2 separate regions of the Homo sapiens genome follow, and region 1 is linked to region 2. Evidence: chromatin contacts called from ENCODE Hi-C or POLR2A ChIA-PET data. All regions are on one chromosome and are shown on one strand. Each heading gives the region's core, a stretch centred on a gene start or an enhancer-like site at or near the end of the contact. The rest is flanking DNA. Distances are from core to core; before and after follow the strand shown.

Evidence for each region. Hi-C counts contacts between places; a loop is a spot of excess contacts on that map. ChIA-PET counts read pairs that join two places held with the same protein, here RNA polymerase II (POLR2A). Pooled maps may share reads with other maps.
Region 1: a loop to region 2 is called in a map of endothelial cell of umbilical vein, with 4 times the contacts of the local background. The contact joins two enhancer-like sites. A Hi-C loop is called at or near these places in 12 of 168 maps with a recorded cell type or tissue (HepG2, cardiac septum, endothelial cell of umbilical vein and 5 more) and 7 of 50 pooled maps. POLR2A ChIA-PET finds 5 or more read pairs at or near these places in 4 of 52 experiments (GM10248, Panc1, SK-N-SH and 1 more).

Annotation. Positions count from the first base shown.
Region 1 is chr10:122,180,899-122,186,437 of GRCh38, reverse strand. The region is part of intron 7 of TACC2 (transforming acidic coiled-coil containing protein 2); the gene reads right to left. Among named protein-coding and RNA genes, the nearest start is that of BTBD16, 88 kb to the left of the region's middle. Within about 2 kb of position 3,122, at least 6 of the 41 ENCODE cell types and tissues checked have a DNase peak (open chromatin) inside an H3K27ac peak, as active enhancers do; they include endothelial cell of umbilical vein and right lobe of liver, where a contact is called at or near this core.
Region 2 is chr10:122,137,916-122,142,967 of GRCh38, reverse strand. All of the region lies in intron 6 of TACC2 (transforming acidic coiled-coil containing protein 2), which reads right to left. Among named protein-coding and RNA genes, the nearest start is that of BTBD16, 130 kb to the left of the region's middle. RefSeq lists enhancers at 1,500-1,794, 1,520-1,814. Within about 2 kb of position 1,692, at least 22 of the 41 ENCODE cell types and tissues checked have a DNase peak (open chromatin) inside an H3K27ac peak, as active enhancers do; they include endothelial cell of umbilical vein and right lobe of liver, where a contact is called at or near this core.

The DNA.
Region 1 (5,539 bases), core at 1,873-4,372, 42 kb before region 2:
ACTGTAACCTCAAACTCTTGGGCTCACGAGATCCTCCTGCCTCAGCCTCCCGAGTAAGCTGGGACCACAGCTGTGTGCCACTACACCCTGCTGGTCTCAAACGACCCTCCTGCCTCGGTCTCCCAAAATGCTGGGATTATAGGCATGAGCTACTGGGCCTGACCACTAAAGTGAGATTCTTAAAAAATATAATAGAAACTGAGTTACTTGGCCAGGCGTGGTGGCTCACACCTGTAATCCCAGCACTTTGGGAGGCCAAGGCGGGTGGATCACCTGAAGTCAGGAGTTTGAGACCAGCCAGGCCAACATGACAAAACCCTGTCTCTACTAAAAATACAAAAATTAGCCAGGCGTACTGGTGGGCACCTGTAATCCCAGCTACTCGGGAGGCTGAGGCGGGAGAATAGCTTGCCCAGGAGGTGGAGGTTGAGGTGAGCCGAGATCACACCACTGCACTCCGGCCTGGGCAACAAGAGCGAAATTCCACCTCAAAAAAGGAAGAAAGGAAAATGAGTTACTTATGAATACTAATAAGAAAAGAATATAAAACTGAATTCAAAAAGACACAGAAGGAGCTTTCAACAAGTTGTCATTAAAGTCCTTGTATTTTCTCTAGAGAGGAGAATTACAGTAACATCCTACCTATTCACAAGCCACTTAACAAGCAAACCAGTACCCCCTTACCCATCTGAAACACAACCAGGACCCCAGAAAACACAAACATTTCTGTTCAACCAAGTCATGTGACACAGAGCTTGCACTAAAGGATCCTGCACATTACTCAATAAAAAGCTCCACCTGGTCTTCTCTGAAAAAACACACTTAGCCTTCTCTTACAGTCTAGTCTAATAGGTTTGGTATCTGGTTTCAGAATCCAAATTAAATGAGAAGGGGCAGGGTAATGTTGGAGGCAGGCACATAGATAGCACTGATAAAGAGTATGGCCAGGTGCGGTGGCTCATGCCTGCAATCCCAGGACTTTGGGAGGCTGAGGCGGGTGGACCGCTAGAGGTCAGGAGTTCGAGACCAGCCTGGCCAACATGGAGAAACCCCATCTCTACTAAAAATACAAAAAGTAGCTGGGCATGGTGGCATGTGCCTGTAATCCCAGCTACTCAGGAGGCTGAGGCAGGGGAATCACCTGAATGAACCCAGGAGGCGGAGGTTGTAGTGAGCCAAGATCGCGCCATTGCACTCTAGCCTGGACAACAAGAGCAAAACTCAAAACTCCATCTCAAAAAAAAAAAAAAAGAAAGAAAAGAGTATGTGATAGGCCAGGCACAGTGGCTCACTCCTGTAATCCCGGCACTTTGGGAGGCCGAGGCAGGAGGATTGCTTGAGCCCAGGAGTTCCAGATCAGCCTGAGCCACATGATGAGATCCCAGCTCTACTAAAAAAAAAAAAAAAAAAAAAAAAGAATAAGTGACAGAGGAGACGGAAAAACCATAAAGAAGATGCAAGAAATCAAAGAGCAGTCAGCTCTGGCCAACCACTAGAGCTTCCCCAAGCACCTGGCAGGGGACAGACCCCCCATCGCTATCACCCCTCAGTAACATAATGGCTGTTAACGAAGGTGAGTGGGATTGCATGTACAATCAGGATAACTCCCAGTTAGGTGATAAGTAGGAAAAAAAACCCAGCAAATTAAGAAATGTGTATATAATATGAGCTTATTTCAGATAATTATATATAAACTTACACAAAGATACCTAAATACATATGTATATTCACGTACACAGATGTCTATGTACAGACACACACACATAAAAGCAACACATAGGTGCTGTTTATGTAAGTCAGAAAAAGATATTTAAACACGGGTACCAGCAACAAGGTTGCCTTCGTACAAGGGAGGATGCAGGCCCCAACAAGGCAGAGCTCAGCCACACTGCTGGGGACGCAGGGGTCTCCCCAGATGTGCTCAGCAAGTTCTTCCAAATCTCATCCAGGTCCTGGATACAATACACGGAACCCAGCTGGGATCCGGTTAGCTGGATTTTGTCCAGGGCAACATGGATTAAGGGAAGGAGCCAACAAGGAGTTTGGAAGAAACAGAGGAGTGACAAAAATGTAGCTGTCCCCCTCTGCACTGGCCAGGGAAGACACACCCACCAGGGCACCCCCCCACCCCCAGGCTGTATTATCAGGGGTGCCTCGGGGACCCCCTCCAAGTGCTCCCCCAGCCAGCAAGACACATCCATTCTGCATCGGAGGCTGATGTTCCACACTCACCAAGTGTCCTTCCGATTCCAAGTGTGGTTTCTCAGGCAGGTACCCAAGGACCAGGATGGGGGTGCCTCAGCCAGGGGCTGCGAAGTGTCAGGAATGGGAATAACCCCACGGCCGCTCACCTCAGCTGACATGTTACCGTCCCTCAGAGCTTCCTCATGACTGATCCTTACAACAGGAGAGGCACATGGGTATCATTCCCTGACTATTCACGGTTTCAGAAGGACCTATTTATTCCCCATCACCTGCGGGCACCTGGGCTGGTGAACCAGACAGATAAGCTCCCACTCTCAAGATGCTCAAGTCCTCCTGGGTTCTGAGGATGAGAACTTGGAGCCAAGCGGTTCAGCATCTTGCCTGAGAGCTCAGAACCACTCAGGGGCAAGGGCAGAGCCAAGACAGGCATACGTGTCTTCTGAGCCTCAGCCTGACCCAACTGCCCTCCCCACTCACGGAGGCTCCTGTATGTGAACAGGCTGGAGTCCTTATTTGCAAATCAGTCTCCAGTAGGTTTGGCAGCTGCAGTTTCCCAGAGCAACCTCTCCTCCAGGGGAACGAATCAGCAGAGTTTCTGCATCTAGATCCATAGCAGCCCACGGGGGCAGCCAGCCAGGACCTCCACCCTATTCTTTTGGCCCTTTCGCTCATACAAACAAGGAGGGGGTGTCTCACATGTCTATGCCATGCCATCCCAGCTGCAAAGGCCTGAGATTCTTGGAACCCGCAGGGAGTGACATGGGAAGGCTGTCACATGGAGGTCTTCCCAGACCTCTGCAGGAAAGTCAGGTCAACCCTGAATTCTGTTACTCTCATTACTCACATCCTGGGCAAAGGGCAACACCATCATAGAGCCAACGGGAGACTGAGAGGATGACTAATCTCAGGGTGGACTCTTGCAAACAGGAGGCCACAGGATTCAGAGCAGGAGCAGGTATGGCCTTAGAATCCTGGCTCCTAAGCCCCCACCCCCTGTTGTTTTTTTTGTTTGTTTTTTTGTTTTTTTTGAGACAGAGTCTCACTCTGTTACCCAGGCTGGAGTGCAGTGGCGCAATCTTGGCTCACTGCAACCTCTGCCTCCCAGGTTCAAGTGATTCTCATCCCTCAGCCACCCGACTAGCTGGGATTACAGGCACGTGCCACCACGCCCATCTAACTTTTTGTATTTTTGGTAGAGATGGGGTTTCGCCATCTTGGCCAGGCTGGTCTCGAACTCCTGGCCTCAAGCGATCCACCCACCTTGGCCTCCGAAAGAGCCAGGATTACAGATATGAGCTTAGAAGCCACCAGGCCCGACCTGGCTCCTAAGCTGTTTACATCGAATGTATCTTCACCTATGTGTCTCTGTGTGTCTTTGAACCTGCCTCTGACTCTACCTGCGCCTGAGTCTCCGCCTCTTGTATATCTACCTTTCTTTCTCCACGCCATGCCCCCTCACTCTTCTCCCTATCTAGTCAAAATGAAGAAAAGCACATCTGGAAGCTGCCCTGCTGATGAGAATCCCGCTTATTCCAGCAATAATTAAAGCTCACGTGTTTTGACTTTATAACTCGTCATTTAGTTTTGCCTTAAAAGCGGTACTTCAACACCTTGCAAATATGGGGAAAGGATTTGAAGGCTCTTAGTGCACAGGACAATCACGCCCCTGCATTCATCTCTTGGTAATGTTTCTCTCCGTGGAAACCCATTACTGAGTCCTGCTGAGAAGTCATTGTTTTTAACAAACACAGACACACCTTACATGCAGTTTGCAAACCAGTTGGCTAAATCCCAAGCAACTCAGAAATCGTGGTGAGCTCCTGGTGGGAGCCAAGCAGCTGGAATTTTAATCAGGCATCACACCCTCCCTGCCATGGATAACATGCTCCTGAATGAGGCCTTCAGAGGCCTGAAGCTTTGCCTGATTCAGAGAGAACCTGCGTCCAGAGCAGGTTTCATGTTTGGTCTATTTCACGCATCCAAAAATTGATAGTTCTCAGGGTCCTGCCCAGAGTAGCTGCTCAACAAATACCTCCCACAGCGTTTCTCCCTAATCAAAAAGGCAAACTCTCCAGAGTTCTTTCCCTGCTCTGCTAAATATGGCAACCTGTGGTCTACTGTGTGTCTCAACGAGTCTCAATCATGATTTGGCACATAGAAATAAAGTGAGCAAACCCAGATGTGGGATGGAGAAGCTACAACAGCTTAGTAGAAAGCCTGAAAATCTAGAAAGTCTTAAAAGCTTATTTTCTACTGCAGTCTGCAAGCAGTGCAATAAAGCAGTACAATCACGAGGAAGGAAGACTTAAATCTTTTGTTCCTTTCTTCTAACCTCTTTACATGATAAAAAAAAGAAAAAGAATAGCTGGTAAACAGCACACTAATTGTAGGGAATAAGTATTGTTCAATGCCTTGAAAATGTGCTTTTCCTGCTTCCGATGTTTTCACACTGTTCTCTCATACATAATGCAGCATCCTCAACTCACTCTTTAACCCACTTATTAAAAATTCTGAAATGATAAAGTCTAAATTAAAGCACTTAATATACGAATTACACGATTCTGACATCTTGTAGGAGAAAACAGCACCACAGCCATCAAATATGAGCATCAACTGATCTGGTTCCAAATTCATGAGAGGTGAGTAACTTTGGACAGGTTACTTAACATCCCTGGACCTCAGTTTCTTTGTCTATGCAATGGGCAACAGTAGGTAGTAGATGGGTTGCTTTCAGAGCTGAGTTTATATTTGTAAAGCACCTTGCACAATCCCAGGCACTTAGAAGGTATTTACTGGCTCCAGTCCTCAAAGTGTTAAAATTCTACCACCAAAATTATTGCATCTTTCACCTTAACACAATAAAGAAACATAAAGCACGGCCATGCTCCCAGTAGCCAGGGGACAGCTGTACCAATGATTCATGAGTTTACAGAGCGATGCAAAAAGAATGTGATTTTCTTGCTCTTCCCACACATCCAACAATGCCCCCTCCAACATGCACACACAGACACATACTGCTAAAGTGGCTGTGGGCGAGGAATTGTAAAACTAAGCAATAAATTTCACTTGAATATTTACTGAATTAATTCACAGCCACTCAAGAGAGAAACTGTAATCAGCCAAACAGAAGAAGGGCTGGCTGGCATTGTTTGTTCTAGGCTCTAGGATGCCTTAAAATTTCTCCCTCTTGGCCGGGCGCGGTGGCTCATGCCTGTAATCCCAGCACTTTGGGAGGCTGAGGTGGGTGGATCACCTGAGGTCAGGAGTTCAAGACCAGCCTGGGCAACATGGTGAAACCCTGTCTCTACTAAAAATATAAAAATTAGGTGGACAT
Region 2 (5,052 bases), core at 443-2,942:
GGCCTCCGGGGGTAGCACTGGAGACCACTCCCCACAAAAGCCAAAAGGCACAGGCTTGCAGTGCAGAAGAGGTTCTGATTTTCCCCACTGGCAAAAAGCAAGGCTAGCAACGGCCTCCACAGACTAAAGCCTGGGAACAGCTTTCAGGGTGGTACCCTCCCAGCCTCTCCAGCCATCCCTGCTCTGGTCCACAGTGGGACTGGCCAGGCTGAAGGTGTCTTGGGGTAGCCAGGCTGGAATACAAGACTCAGCACAGACGGCCTGAAACCCAGCCTGAGGTGGTAGCTGGGGTTTGTGGCGTCACAGCCCTTGCAGTGAGGGATCACTGCTTCCCTCTGCGGGTAAACACCTCCAGGGAGCTCCCAGATTGCAGGAGTCCAGGGTGCGTGGGCCTCTGGGCTGCTATGTCTGCTCACTCCATCTCTTCGAGGTCCACCTGACAGGCTAGCACCCTGGTCTGAAGGGCAGCTGCCATAGGCACCCACACTGTACACTGGACAGAGGACTCAGTCTTGCCCATAAGTCTGGTCACAGCTTAGCAGATTCTGCAGGTCCAGCAGGCACTTCCCAGCCCCTCACCGTCCTGGCCTCAGAGCTCCACGAGGACAGGGGCCACATCTGCCACATCCACCGCAGGATCGCAACCCTGGGCCAGGCCGCCCACAGCAGGCAGAGGGGATACCGCCAAGTGTCCAACTGGCTGCAACCAAGTGTGGGAGCAGAGCCAGGGCTGGAACCCATGCTGCCTGCTCCCTCGGGGCTCCACAGAGGAAAACAGAGCCCAAGAAATAACGACCTAGGAAAGCCCAGAGCAGACCAATCCACGGGGGAACAAAAATTACAAGTGCTTGGAGGAAACCCAGCAAAACAGCAAAGTGGATTCACAGATGGAGTGACTGGCCTCCTTTGTCAAACTATTATTTGCAACAATTTGGGCAGTGGCTAAAATTAATCATTTTGTAAAAGAATGACTCAAAATGAATAATGCAAACTACCAGAGGCATTTAAGCTCCTTAAGAGAGCTATTTTGCACTTTGGAGGCTGACATGTACTCATAATCGGCAAATGGACCACTTACAAACGCAAACTACTAGTCTAACTTCGCTTTCTCAAGAAATTACACTGCTGTGCTCCCCCCTCCACCACACACATCCCACCAAGATTTTACTTAGTTTAATGCAAATTGTGGAAAGGTGGTATTGTTTGTGGTTCTGTGATTTAAGGGTACTGTTTATCAAACTGCAAGGAAGGATCTCTGTCTTAGAAAACAGTGGCGGGTGGGGGGGAGATGCTACCTTAGATCTGTGGCCCGCTGCTAATCACAACAAAGCCAGCTCTGTGACAGCTGACAGCCCTGGGATCTGATGCAGATGCCCAAGGCTACACCTGCCCCATCTCTGAGAACACCCTGGGGCAGCACAACCAAGGCTCACTCACCAAGCTCCCCCGCCTGCCCTTAACACCCACAGCTGCTCCTGTTCCTGAGGGGCCACCTGGCTGCTCCCTCCTCCCTTCCTTCTGTTGGTCCCAACTGCCATGGCCACACCCTTCCTGCGCTGGCTGGGTCCCGTTAGCCAAAGGCATCAAACAAGTGTGACTCAACAGCTCATTTAAGAAAGGCGCCCCCCTCCTTCCACCGCCTGTTGGCTCATACCCAGGGGCCGAGGAGGTCAGGCTCCCACGAGGAAACACTCAGTGACTCACCATCCAAGCCCAAGCGCTAACACATGGGCCCCCACAGACACCTCCTGGGCCCAACAGAACTTCTCCTCTTCCCTCCTGACCCTCCTCCTCCTCCCCCAATTTTCCCAGCAAGGTAGTGGCACCATCAGCCCGCCAGGCCCTGGCACTGACTTCCAGTTCTCTCATTCCCATGCCCCTCATCACCCCTTCCTGCTGAGTCACCTCCTTCTCCTTCTGGAATCTGCCCTCTCTGAGCAGGACTCCTGGGCTATCCTGCTGTGCCTGCTTTCCGTTTTGTCCCCTCAGATCCAAGGCCCCACAGCCACCAGAATGACCCAACTCAAGTTCTGATCAGGTCCTTCCACTGAGTAAAGCCCTCCCTGACTTTCCACGGCATTCGGAAGCTGGTCCTCCAGGAGCCTAGTCAAGGTCCCTTGAACTCCCCCTGAGCTGCCAGAGGGCAATGTTGCTCAAGCAAAGCGAGTAAGCAGGTAGGGGCAGCCGGCAGCCAGCTCCTCACCAACAACCCCAGTCAGCTCCCATCTGCGTTCAAGCCTCCCGTGACCAGCAGTGACTCCTCTTAAAGACATTGTTCTCAGGAAGTCGGGCCCTGAACAAATGCCCAGGACCAATCCCAGGCCTTTGCAGAACCTTCCAGACAGCTGCCAAACCCAGCCCAGAGAGAGCAGGGCACTGATATGGGGTCCGCACATTCTGTAGTCTCATTCCACCTGCTAGAGTTATCTTGCTGTCTTCCTCTGGCGGAAAGCTAGCCTGGGGCTAAACATCTGGGATGCCTTTTTCCATTTAAGGAGTTAATCAGTGTTTTCCAAACCTTATTGGAATAACGAAGAAGCTGAATTCAAATTCATGTAGAGTGTTTATATTTTTGGAAGAGGAAGGATATGTTGATTTAAGTTCAACCTGCTATTTCTTTTTGTTTAGGACAGAGCTGACAGCATATAAACCACCACGCTTTCAGCAGACAGCCATGACTTATTGATCAAGGCGTTCTTTCCTGCTAAGCCCAGCTAGACAAGACCTCAGAATCCATCGCAACACAGATCCCTAGAGAACCATTACCAATGGATCAGAGACGATGGATCTGAAGAGTTTGCTGTCCCTGAGTTAGCACCTTGCTAAGGTCCTCACAAACAACAACTGGTCCCACTGCCCATTCGGCTGCAGTCTCCAGCCACACACACAGCTCCAGGGCTCACATTCAGCCCGACAGCCCTGCAGATCCGGCCGCAGTGAGACACCGTCAGCAGCTGTTGTCCTTTGATTCCCTGGTCAGGGCTTTTGAGTCCCGCTAGGCAGATCCCTCACTGAACTGATAGCAAATTTCATTTCAGAGATTGGCTGGAGCTGCCAAATTAAGCCCTTGTGCAAGGACAAACACCAGAGTGGCCCAGGCTGTCACGGGAGGGTGATAACAGCCCCCAAGGTGCAGGCCAAACACATCAGTCCTGTTGGCCAGATGGGTGACAGCATCTTATCTCCCATTTCACATCACCATCTGGAAGGCATTTAGCACTAACAGCCCTTCCTCCCAGGCCTCTTGATTTTTTTCTTCCGAAATTCCCAAGTGCACATGATCACATAATAGGGCAAGCGTTAAGGCCGAAGACTCAGGTCATGCTGAAGGTGAGATGCAAAGTGCAGAAAGGAAAGTGCTGTGAAATTGTGGGTTTGGAGAGCCAGGCTTGGTTGATACAAATGCTGGACAGCCAGTCCCACGGAGGCCTGGGACTTGATAAAATGAGACTCAGCAATGGGAGATAGAACAGGCGTCTCTCAGAGGCAGCCACTGAAAAGCCCCAAAGCCAAAATCAGAAGGTGCTGAGAGGTGCTTGTGAATTGGCTGGAAGCTCCGAGGCAGGCACATCCAGATATTTCTGGTCGTTGGTGAGATCCACCAGCATTCGAGCACCAGCCAGTTCACGTGAGAGCGTGAGCAGCCCCAAACAAGCTGATCTGCAGATTTCCAGCGGGCGCTGGGCTCCTGCGCAGTTAACCCTGAACTGGCTGGTCAGCTCTTCCCTGGCACACGTCTATCCACTTTACCTTCACAGAGAGAGCCCGTGCTCAGAGGAGGGATGTTATTTTCAAATTTGGCACAAGCAAAACTTAAGCAGGAAGGAAAATATTCACCAAGGGAAAAGTGATAAACACCATCCCAAAACCATAGGCGAGGCTTTGGTCTGGCTTGGATCGTCCAAGTTATGAATCCCCACGCCTGGTCATCACCAGCAGCTCTGCGGGCCCAGGGGCAAGATTTCCTTATGTCCTGAGCTCTCTGGGGATGAGTCCTGGTTTACAGAGGCTACAGGGGTGGAGACACAAGGGATAAAAGGAGACTGATCTTGGATATCCAAGATTATTTATTCAGAAAGTCAAAATCTGCCTATACAGATAAAGCAGCTCAAGAAGCATGAAAAACCAAAACAAGAACAGAATCTTGTGTGAGTGTGAACCGTATGAAATTCTCAATATCTGACACTTGCCAATGTGGCAGTTCATGTGGTTCAACCCCAACAGCAGCCAGACAGACAATGGAAACTCAAAGGCTCTGAAGAAATGTAAAGGTGCACCCCAATTCACTCAGCACGCTGGGTGCTGGCTTCACAAATCTGATTCATGAATGTCAAAGTACCTTCTAAAGGTACAAAGGAATTCTGTTATTCAGAGAAGACTTTTGGGAGATCCATTTTCTAAATTAAAAATAATTCCTCCACTTTATCATTCAGTCTTTGTTTGTTTGTTTATTTTTTGAGACTGAGTTTCACTCTTATCGTCCAGGCTAGAGTACAATGGCACGATCTCGGCTCACTGCAATTTCCGCCTCCCAGGTTCAAGCAATTCTCCTGCCTCAGCCTCCCAAGTAGCTGGGATTACAGATGCCTGCCACCACGCCCAGCTAATTTTTTTACATATTTAGTAGAGACAAGATTTTGCCATGTTGGCCAGGCTGGTCTCAAACTCCTGACCTCAGGTGATCCCTGCCTTGGCCTCTCCAAGCTCTGGGATTACAGGCATAAGCCACCGCACCCAACCTATCATTCAGTTTTTAATAAGGCACCTGCTTAAATAAAGGTTCAACTAACCTTTGTGAGGTGGTTGAACTCACTTATGCATACCCATAGAGGGAAGACAAAAAAATCTTATTGTGCAGTCAGAAAAAAAAAAAATAAACTACATGATTTGGAAGCAAGAGAAGAAATAAAAGCTGTAGTCAGTATGAATTCCCGGGCCTTTCAACTTCTGACCATTTTAAACTCTGCTTCTGAATCTGGAAACTCGCTGGTGAGGCTATGACACTCAGCAGGGGCTATCCCACCTCCTTCTGTCCAAAGTCAGAGATCAGAA